Linked DNA regions of Homo sapiens: regions 1, 3 and 4 are each linked to region 2. A link is a loop called in an ENCODE intact Hi-C map of the cell type or tissue named here. Cell type or tissue: PC-3. All regions are shown on one strand. Region 1 overlaps CHN2 (chimerin 2). Region 2 overlaps CPVL (carboxypeptidase vitellogenic like). Region 3 overlaps CHN2 (chimerin 2). Region 4 overlaps CHN2 (chimerin 2).

What was found. A loop is a pair of places that touch in the nucleus more often than their neighbours do. Peaks named below come from ENCODE experiments on the same cell type or tissue, not always from the same donor. Only the 100,000 strongest peaks of a DNase experiment are listed, where the experiment ranks them.
Region 1: a loop joins it to region 2, with 9 times the contacts of the local background. A loop is called at or near these places in 2 of 110 quality-filtered maps.
Region 3: a loop joins it to region 2, with 22 times the contacts of the local background. A loop is called at or near these places in 15 of 110 quality-filtered maps.
Region 4: it touches region 2 in a loop (15-fold over the local background); 86 of 110 quality-filtered maps call a loop at or near these places.

Annotation. Positions count from the first base shown.
Region 1 is chr7:29,284,570-29,287,069 of GRCh38, forward strand. All of the region lies in intron 1 of CHN2 (chimerin 2), which reads left to right. Among named protein-coding and RNA genes, the nearest start is that of CHN2-AS1, 77 kb to the left of the region's middle. In PC-3, no CTCF peak of the experiment used is centred here; a DNase peak (open chromatin) is centred at 1,052; H3K4me3 peaks cover 247 bases; H3K27ac peaks cover 2,500 bases.
Region 2 is chr7:29,112,867-29,115,366 of GRCh38, forward strand. All of the region lies in intron 2 of CPVL (carboxypeptidase vitellogenic like), which reads right to left. Among named protein-coding and RNA genes, the nearest start is that of CPVL, 32 kb to the right of the region's middle. In PC-3, a CTCF peak has its summit at 1,185 (motif pointing right); a DNase peak (open chromatin) is centred at 1,055; H3K4me3 peaks cover 470 bases; H3K27ac peaks cover 1,782 bases.
Region 3 is chr7:29,344,416-29,346,915 of GRCh38, forward strand. All of the region lies in intron 1 of CHN2 (chimerin 2), which reads left to right. Among named protein-coding and RNA genes, the nearest start is that of CHN2-AS1, 140 kb to the left of the region's middle. In PC-3, a CTCF peak has its summit at 1,402 (motif pointing left); a DNase peak (open chromatin) is centred at 1,376.
Region 4 is chr7:29,407,682-29,410,181 of GRCh38, forward strand. All of the region lies in intron 6 of CHN2 (chimerin 2), which reads left to right. Among named protein-coding and RNA genes, the nearest start is that of PRR15-DT, 150 kb to the right of the region's middle. In PC-3, a CTCF peak has its summit at 1,277 (motif pointing left); a DNase peak (open chromatin) is centred at 1,310.

The sequences.
Region 1 (2,500 bases), 170 kb after region 2:
AACAACTAGCAAGGAAATGGGGACCTCAGTCATCAGTCTCAGCGAAGTGAATTCTGCTAACAACCACATGAGTTGAGAGGAGAATCCTGAGCTCAAGAAAGGAACACGGTCTAGCTGACTCCATGATTTCAACCTGGGAAACCTGGAGCAGAGGACCCAGCCAAGCCACACCTGGACTTCTGACCCACAGCAACTGTGAGCTAGTGAGTGGGTGTCGTTTTAAGCTGCTAAGTTTGTGTTAATTTGTTCTGTAGCAATAACAGATGAATGCACAAGGATCTGAACCTCGTGATTCTGGCTGCAGAGCTCACATGCATCCTCCCTTCTCCAGGCAGCCTCTTCAGAGACGTCATCTCAAAAATCACTAAATCCTGGAACTTCAGGGTTGAATGGGGAACTTTGATCTAGCCCAGTTGTTTAATCAAACTTTTCCTTTGCAGCAGATGGCCACTGTGCAAGCAGACTGGGGGAGCTGCTCTACTTGCTGTGGGGTGTGTGAGCCGCTTCTGTTCTTTGCACTCCTCTCCTTGAGGAATCTCTGGGGAACACAGTTTGAGAACCACTGATCTGATCCAACAACTCATCTTTACATTTCCCTCTACAACATCCTGACACCTTGTTCCTTTGGAAAGTCTTCTGTGGCATTGAAATCTGGCTCACCGTAATTCCCACTATTGGTCCAGGTCCAGTCATAGGTGATACACAGAGCAAATGGAACTCTTTTTCCATAGGAGAATGCATCACTCATTAAAGACAGTTCTCACGTTTCATGGAAGCCTTCTATTTTCCAGACAAAACATCTCCATGACCACAAAGGAGCTGCCAGTCCCTTCTCTCCTAGTGTTTGCCTGTGTTTCTCTTAGAGTCAGGTCAGGAACTAAGCACAAAATTTTTGGTGTGGTCTGCTTCACATAAAATACGGCAAGCCTAGCATAAGCCACAGTCTAAATATTCTGTTTCCATGAATGCAGCGTTAGACCACATTTGCTTTTTCGCAACCACAATGCAGTGCTGACTCATACCACACGCAGAGTCAATCAAAATTCCCTTTTCACATATGTGGTTGCTAGGGTATGTCTTCACCAACATGTACTTAGGTGTGTTTATTTTAACCTGAATACAGGCTTCACATTCATCACCATTGTGTCTCATCAGGGATCTGGTGCATATCTTGGATGATCCTGATTATGTCATCCAACAATATTGCTCTTCTCCCTAGCATCACCTCAACTCTCAATTGGACAAATATGCCATAAATATCCTCATCGGAGTTATTGACAGAATTTTGGAACCAGACAGGGCTGAGGTCAGAGCCCTCTAGCACCATATTGATGACTATTCCCAGTGTTTGGGTCCTTCAAAAACTTACAAATCCAACTAATTGTATCATCTAATGGCAGTGATCCAACTCATAAAGGTACCACCAGAAACATAATGAACTATTTCCTGGCCGCCAAGTACAGGCATTAAGTCCATTTCTCTGCCTTCCCAAGCCAGGAGGTCACTAGAGCTCCTCCTGCATGCCCACAAACATGTAGGAGCCTCTTTTCGAGGATGTGCCTCATACCCACCCTTTTATAGTTTGCTCCTCCTTAGATAAACACCATTCCCCCCCGCCCCCCATGATTCCATTCTCTCTCATCTTTTTTTTTTTTCCCCTTACTCAGATTCCCTTGGGAAAAGGTAAAGACTACTTAGAGGATACCAGTGAACCTTGGAGTACCTAAATGACTGTGGCAGGCCTCATCTTTATTTCAGAGGAGGAATCTTTTTGGGGTATCTTATCATAAGAAATAGGGTAGGGCTCCAGTGTAAAAGTCAGGACAAGTTGCATAGGTGGGAGGGGTGCAGGGAAAGGTGGGGTCTGCATGTGGGGATGGGGTGGGGAGGGAGATGAAGGGACAAGGCTGTGTTTACCTCTGAGGTTTCCGTGGGGCAGGGGCGAAGCCAGCGTCTTCTGCAGCCTTACCCTTTCTTCCTCTCATTTCACCATTTCTCTACCAGCCACACCTTATATTAAAACAGAGGGTAAGGGGAAAAATAAGACTTGCTTTGTAAAGTGGGGTCATTGTTCTTGACAGCACTGCTCCATGTGGCATCTTGGGATGGATGAGTTCCCAGATCCACCCTAAAGTGGAGATGCTGTGATTCCACAATTCCTTTAGAGAGACCATAAAGCCCATATGAGTGGGCTTGGTGGAGATAGTCTGCGATTATAAATATATCACAAGCCTGTCTTGGTTTATTTTTTCATATACCTTTCTCCTTTATTCACATTCATTTATATAAACGTGAAAGTTGCCATGGGTCTTATAGGATACCTATGCTACCTGAAGACCAAGAGCTTCTGTTTGATCATTGAAAAAGAAGTGTTTTAGTTGTGGTTAAATTTGACAGTGCAGCATTCACCTAGTATTCATTTACCATCTCTAATAACTATCTCCCTTCCCCTGGGGATGGGGACCCTTTTCTTCTCCTGTATTTTTAGTCCATTTGTTTC
Region 2 (2,500 bases):
AACAACAAAAATGTGAGCCATCTATCTCAGTCTGGATGAAATGGAGTGATTAGATAAGCTAAAAGGGAACTGGTATGACAGGTAGTTCCTTCAGCAAATTCCAGCCTGCCCCTGGCCAATCCCACATAGTCCACGTTCACAATTTAGCCAAGGATATGTGAAAGTTTTAAGCCTTTGGGGAGGGGTGCCCAAATATATTTTATAAGCTGTAATAAGGTTTTTTTTAAGTTCTTTTAAAAAGAAGAAAAGAAAATCTCCTATCATTACACCTTGCATAAACCAAGGTGATCACCTTGGGCCACATGGAAAGGAGCAGGATAAAGTAACCTGACCTGAAACAGTGGGGTGCAAGAGTAACAATGTGGTGAAGCAGCTCTCGGCCTCGCCCCGAGAAGGCCTGTGTCCTTCACGCTCTTGTTTTCATGAAGGCAAAAAGCCTGTCACATCTACTAAGAGGAGTGGGCTGAGGCATATGGGAGTGTGGGTGGCTGTGGACATTGGGGAAAGGTGGACAGTGGTGGACAGTGGGGAGACTGGGAGTGACCTCATGGCTACTCAGGGGGAGCCAAATAGGACAATGGGGCAGTTGTGGGGGCCAGGGGTCCTGGCGTTCTTATGGCACCATTGGGACAGGCACAGGGAAGGAGTAATTGGGGATGCTTAGACAGCCAAGGATGCCCAGGAGTAAAGAATGCTACTAGGAGCTGACATTTACAAGGCCAGAATACCAGGGCTTTACATGATGTGGGAAGTATAATTCTCATTCCCACTTTACAGATAAGAAAGCTGAAGCACAGAGAGGTTAAGTGACTTGCCAGCTAGTAGAGGAGAGCTGGGATTAAACACAGCAGTCAGGCTGCAGAGTTTGTTCCTTCCCCCAGGGCTTTCAACTAGAGTGAGTCAGAAGGTGCAGGTGGCAAGGAGTGGGAAGGGAAGTAGTGGTCAGGAAGGGAGTGGCAAAGGAACAGAAAACAGCAGAATGTGGTGGCGAAGTAAAAGGGAAAGTTTGGGTGAAGAAGAATCCTTTAGTGGTGACAAAGAATGTGTCCCCAGTAGGAACCAGTCACTCAAGAAAAGCGATGTAAGTCTGAGCCATATTAAGTTGGAGACTGGCTAGTAGGTCAGGAAGCTTGACTCCTCACATGCCATCGACTAAAGATGCCTTTGACGGTAGGTGGAGCCCTTAGGCTCTGGAAGGCTAATTGTTAGCATCTTTTCCCAGCTCAGCATTCAGAGACATTGACAGGATAAAATAAGCCAAGGTGACAATATTAACACTCAAGGGAATAGATGCTACAAGTCAGGGTCCTGACTGCAAGGGCTGGTTGCTAAACTTTTACCAGCACACTGCTGTTTTGGGACCACTAGTTCCTATTTTACAAGGCCAGAATACCAGGGCTTTACATGATGTGGGAAGTATAGTTCTCATTCCCACTTTACAGATAAGAAAGCTGAAGCACAGAGAGGTTAAGTGACTTGCCAGCTAGTAGAGGAGAGCTGGGATTAAACACAGCAGTCAGGCTGCAGAGTTTGTTCCTTCCCCCAGGGCTTTCAACTAGAGTGAGTCAGAAGGTGCAGGTGGCAAGGAGTGGGAAGGGAAGTAGTGGCATGCCTCTTAGCTGAGCATGGTGGCAGTGCTTGTAGTCCCAGCAACTCGGGAGGCTGAGGTGGGAGGATCACTTGAGCCCAGGAGGTCAAGGCTGCAGTGAGCCATGATCATGCCACTGCACTCCAGCCTGGATAACACAGCGAGACCCTGTCTCAAAAAAAAAACATATATATAGGCATGCCTCTCAAAAGGAAAACCTCTCATCTAGACCACACAGTTCCTTTGCTGATCCTAGTGCTCCTATAGACCAGCTGGTGACCCACCATACAGGCATTTAACCTCCCTGTTCTTCAGTTTCTCCTCTATGGAAGATGTACTGCCTGTGGGCCACCTGGATTAAAAGAGCCCCCACATGTAAAATCTATATAAAGAAGCTGGCAGGTAGGGAGCAGAACTACTGTTGCTGTCTGTGAAATGCACCTGCTGACTAGGAACAGGGAGCACCTCTGAGCAGAGGAGGTCATGGGGACAAAAGAAAGGTCTCAACAGGTGGTCCTTGAGGGTCCTGTTAGGCTAGCACAATAGAAGAGCATGGGTTTCCTAGCCTGACAGACCTGGGTTTGGAATCCTAACTAGATTAGGACTCCCCAGCAAGTTGCTCCATCTCTCTGAGCCTCTTTCCTTTTATGCAAAATATAAATACTGATTCCGCTATCCTGGGCTTTCTGTGAGGATCAAACAACAAAAATGCATATGAACCCTTAGCCTAGCACTGCACATAAAATATGGGTTCAGTCAATTGGAAGGGAAAGTTATCATTAGCCTTTGGCCACTCCAAGTGAAGTCTAGAAGAATTTCCTTTTTCTGGCTCAGCCTGGTTCTCCCAGGGAAGATTGCTTAATGCAACCTCTGTTGGTCTTCACATTCTGTTCCCAATGAGGTCTATCCCTC
Region 3 (2,500 bases), 230 kb after region 2:
TTACTTCTTTAATATAATCCCTCACCCCTCCAAAACACCCTCTGGCCACCCATCCAGACACAACAGAGCCTGTTTCAGCCAGCAAGCTGAGACACTTCTGGCTCTCAGTGCCATGTCCTGTCTTGCCTCTGGTTCCTGCAGGCCACACCTCAGCTTGTGTATCCTCCAAGAGCCTATCCATCCACATAGACACTCCTTACTGTGGGCTTCTGCAGTAGATGTCCAGGCAATAGCCTATCTGCTTGACTGGGCTCCACGTGCTGTGGTAACAGAACTTACTCTTCTCTTTGTCTTTGGGGACTTTAGGCCTTGCTCTTAGGTTTCACTCCTCTGAGACTGCTCTTGAAGGACCCTGGACAGGGCTACTCAAGGCAGAGGTGATCCGTCAAGGTGTGGGAAGAGCCTGACTGCCCCTGCCCCATGCAGCCTTCCAAAGGCTGAGGAGTCCTACCACCATCAATGCTCCTTGTATGCATCCTCTTGCTATGTTACAGTTGCCTTGTTATTTGTTTGGGACCCTCAGAAGAATGCAAGTTTTGGGTTTCTGTCTTTTACTTGTCCAACACTTTGAGCACCTGCTGTGTCCTGGGATACAGCAGTCATGGCCACTTCAGTTGTGCCATTTGTGCCTAGCTGAGAGGGCAAGTGGGGGCTGAACACAGCCTGGGCTCCCCTCTCCAGGCCACATGCTCTGGCTTGGGGCTCTGTCCCTCAGAGGAAACATCTTCTCTACACACAGGTGCTGTCTAATTGCCAAGCTGTACACCTGCCTGAAAAAGACAGCTTTTTCTAATTCACAAAAAGTACCCAACAGGCTAAGGCTGACCCACACATTGGAGGACAAGATAAATAGGTTCCTACTCTCACAGTGCTATCTGTCTAGCATGGGAAGACAAAACGTAAACAAAGAAATATATAACCACACAGCAAAACGTTTCGGATGGTGAAAAGGCTCTACAGAGAATTGAAGAGAGTATCTGGGGAAATGCTGTAGGTTGGTGGGTCCAGGAAGATGTCTCTGAGGAGCCAGAGCATTTACGCTGAGATCCCATGATAAGGAAGCCAGCAGTGTGCACGCGAGAGGGAAGAGACTGCATGACATCCCTAAGACTGGTATGGTCTTGGTGTGTTCGAGGAGCAAAAGAAAAGCCAGAGTGGATGAGGGCTAAAGGGCAAGAGGAGAGACAAATGCGATGACCAGGGGATGCTGACCGGGGGCCAGATCGTGCAGAGTTTCGTAAGGCCTCTCTACCTGTTCACCGTATTGTGCCCGAGGACTGGCTCGTTGCATTTATCCAATAAGTACCTGTTGAATGGGAGAATCTCATCATGCCTCTGTGTACAGAATAAGTAGCTCAAGACAGAAGCTCCATGTGGCCCCGGTGCCCTCTAGTGACCACAGGCTCCAGCCCAAGGCCCTCCATGGCTTCATCATCTTCAGAAAGTCACTTACTTCCCTTGTCTTTGGGGCCCAGCCTCAGGGTCCAGCAGTAATTCCTGGAATTTGTCTTACTAACTATTCTCTGCAAGTGGGACTCAAGCAGTTAGAAAAATCCGTGCTATGAGTTTCATAGTCAGACTGACAGCAGGCCTTCATCCCTTACCCAAGCAGAGTTTCCAAAGAGAATACATGGATGTCTAATTTCTCAGGGGAGTGCAGGGAACCAGCATTAGCAAGCAAGGTCTCTAACAGCCTTCAGATCTGGGTGTTTTGCAGCAGTCAGGATGACCTCCAGGTAGTCTCGCAGCTCAGGCCTGGCACCATTTGGCCGTGCTGGCCTGACAAGATCATAGCTACAGGCTGTACACTCTGTCCATGAGGACGTGCTGCTGAGGACCCAAGCGTGGGCATAATGTATGTATCAAAGACATATTGTAGCATGTGCACAGACACAACATCCCACTCCTGCTGTTGTTGTTTGCTTTCATTTGGATCCCAACCCATTCTGGGCCCATTAAGCTAATCACCCAACAAATTCTGAACTGTCATCTCATCGTGAGGCTGTTCCATGCTTGACTGAAAAACCTGTTTTCACCCAACTTCCCTGGAAGAAGCCTACTGCAGCCCATTTACAAATGTATGCATCAGTAAATCAAAAGTGACAGCACAGATCTGGCTTTTCTGGGAGAGGGGATGGCAGAGGGAGAAACCCAGTCCTTCCCCTCTGTTTCTTAAATGATGCCATATACACAGCTTTATTTGAAATGTTCTTTAAAAATAGGTCATCTTCAACTTCCTTGATAGCTCATTCTCTACATCGGTGAAACTTTGGCTCCTTTCATTTTCCAAAGCCTCTACCTGTGTTTTTCTGTGAGTCGAGTCATCCTCCACTGAGCCGAGTGAAGGAATCTGGCTCTCCCAGATGTTTGCAGGTATTTCCTCTTCAGTTGTCACTTTGCCAAGTGGAGCACATGTGTTCTTTAATTTTTCTTCATTAATCAGTCTCCAAATTCCTTTACACTTGCTCCTCAGGTGATTCCATCAAATCAACATATTTCT
Region 4 (2,500 bases), 290 kb after region 2:
CGCAGTCATAAAATGGGGTGGGATAGGATGCAGTGAGAATGGATTTAACTTAGATTACATCCGCTCATGAGACTGGGTTTTGCCAAGCATTGTTTTAAACCAGAATTCCCTAATGATTTGGGATTTATCACTCAGTCTGAGCAATTGCTGATTTGGTTGGCTTGGTGGTTCTCAAACTGACTGAAGGTTGGACTCACTCTGGGAGCTTTTAAAAAAATGCCCATGGCCGGGCTTGGTGGCTCATGCCTGTAATCCCAGCACTTTGGGTGGCAGAGGCTGGCGGATCACTTGAGGTCAGGAGTTCAAGACCAGCCTGGCCAACATGGTGAAACCCCATCTCTACTAAAAATACAAAAAAATTAGCCAGGCACTGTGGCACATGCCTGTAATCCCAGCTACTCTGGAGGCTGAGACAGGAGAATCACCCGAACTCAGAAGGCGGAGGTTGTAGTGAGCCCAGATCACACCACTGCACTCCAGCCTGGACGGCGGAGTGAGACTCAGTATCAAAAAAAAAAAATAAATTAAATTAAAAAATATATATTAAAAATGCCCATGTTTGACCCCACCTGCCTATGGAATCAAAGTCTTCACTGGTGAAAGGCACCTGTCGGTCTTTTTTGGCTCCTCAGGTGATTGTCAAGTGCAGGGCTTGAGAACCTGGGTTAGATGGAAGGGGAGACGAGAGTAAAGGTGATCAGACATTTTGGAGCATTTTCTTTCAAGGACACCTGTCTCACTTCTTCCCATGCCTCTTATATTCCTGAGGCTCTTTTATGTTGTAAATTAGACCCTAGCCTTCTTTCTCTACTTTTACACAACACGTGAGAAGTCCTCTGGGGAAACATTCTTCACACAGTTAACTCTGGTGGCTACAGTTACCTGTGCTGGTTCAGGGTTTGGCTTTGCTCCCTTTCCATGACTCCTTTCCCGAGATTATTGCCTGAAATATAAATGATGGGAAACAATTAACTGAAGTGGGATTAAAGAATTTAATGAAGGGGCAAGGAAAAGTTAGTCCCTCTCTCAGGGGTCAGCTAGTGGTTTCTTTGGGTGGATATTAGAAAGAATCTCTTTTTACCAGTTCCTCAATATCGGTGTTTTCAAAGAGGAACGGAAGAGGAAAGTCATCCTAATACATTCAGCGTATGGAGGGATATGATGGGCCAAACGCCAAACCCTCCTTGTCCCCATCCAAAATCTCTCTAGGAAACAGCTAATTTAGAGACACGGCTCCCGAGAAAGTATTTTCTATGCAAATAGTGCCATCTTGTGGCTGAAAGGAGAGTTACATGCTGATGACACAAAGGACCAAACCTAACGGATGTGAAAATGTGCAAGAACAAATTTTTCAGCAATGAATCCATTGAGTCATCCCACTTTCCTCAAGTTTTATAGCACAGATCAGGCTACACAGTGGCTTGGGGTGTCTGTTCTGTAGCCTGTGCTCCTTCTCTGCATAAGCACGTGGGCAGCTCTGCGGGCCTAGGACTTGTAAAAATCATCCCAGGAATCTAATTCTAGTCCAAAAGTGCTCAAACTTCTCGGCCTCAGGACCCCTCTATACTCTTTAAAGTTACTGAGGACCCCAAAGAGCTTCTGTTAATGTGGGTTAAATCTTGATATTTATGGTATTAGAAAGTAAAATAGAAAAATCTAAAATATTTATTAATTCTTTCAACATAATAGTAATAAACCTATTATGTGTTAGTATGAATAACATATTTTTGTGAAAAATAACACTGTTTTCCAAATAAAAAAGTGATGAGAATATTGGCATTGTTTTTACATTTTTGTAAATCTCTTTAGTGTCTGGCTTAAAAGAAGACAGCTGGCTTCTCACATCTGCTCCTGTATTCAACCTGGGATATATTGTTTTATTTGAAGTATAGGAAGAAGTCTGGCCTCACACAGATGTGTAGTTGGAAAAAAGAGGAGTGTTCTTATAGCCTTTTCAGGTAAATGTGGGCTTTAAAATATATACTAGACCACAATTCAACAAGTGGTAGTTTCTTAAAGGTTAGTTGCAATGTCAATCACAGAAGGCAATTACTGTAATAAAATCAGTTTTGACATCATGGACTCTCTAAAGGGATCTTGGGGATCCCCAAACATTGGTGGGCCACAGTTTGATGAAGAGCCCAGCTTTTCAAGATGTTTATATTTTGACATCTCCAGAGTGGTGTTTGAGAGGAATTGTCCCACCACTTTTATCACCTTTGACTGCAGGAGGTAAATGATGCTGTCACCTGGGACTGCTGTACACCTATGGGGACTGGGCAGGCTATGATGAGGAGGCATTCTTCTGGACCTGACCCACCAAGCGCCTGCCCTGAGCACGACCTCAGAGCTCTTCCCAGTGGCTCTCACTAGGCGGTGGGGGGACAACAGGCTGAGTCTATATGAGTTTTAATTTTAGGGATCCCTCTGGGGTTGTTGAATGTTTTTAATTTCATCGAGGCTTTTTAATCATGGGACTTTTAAATAATTTATTCTGGAA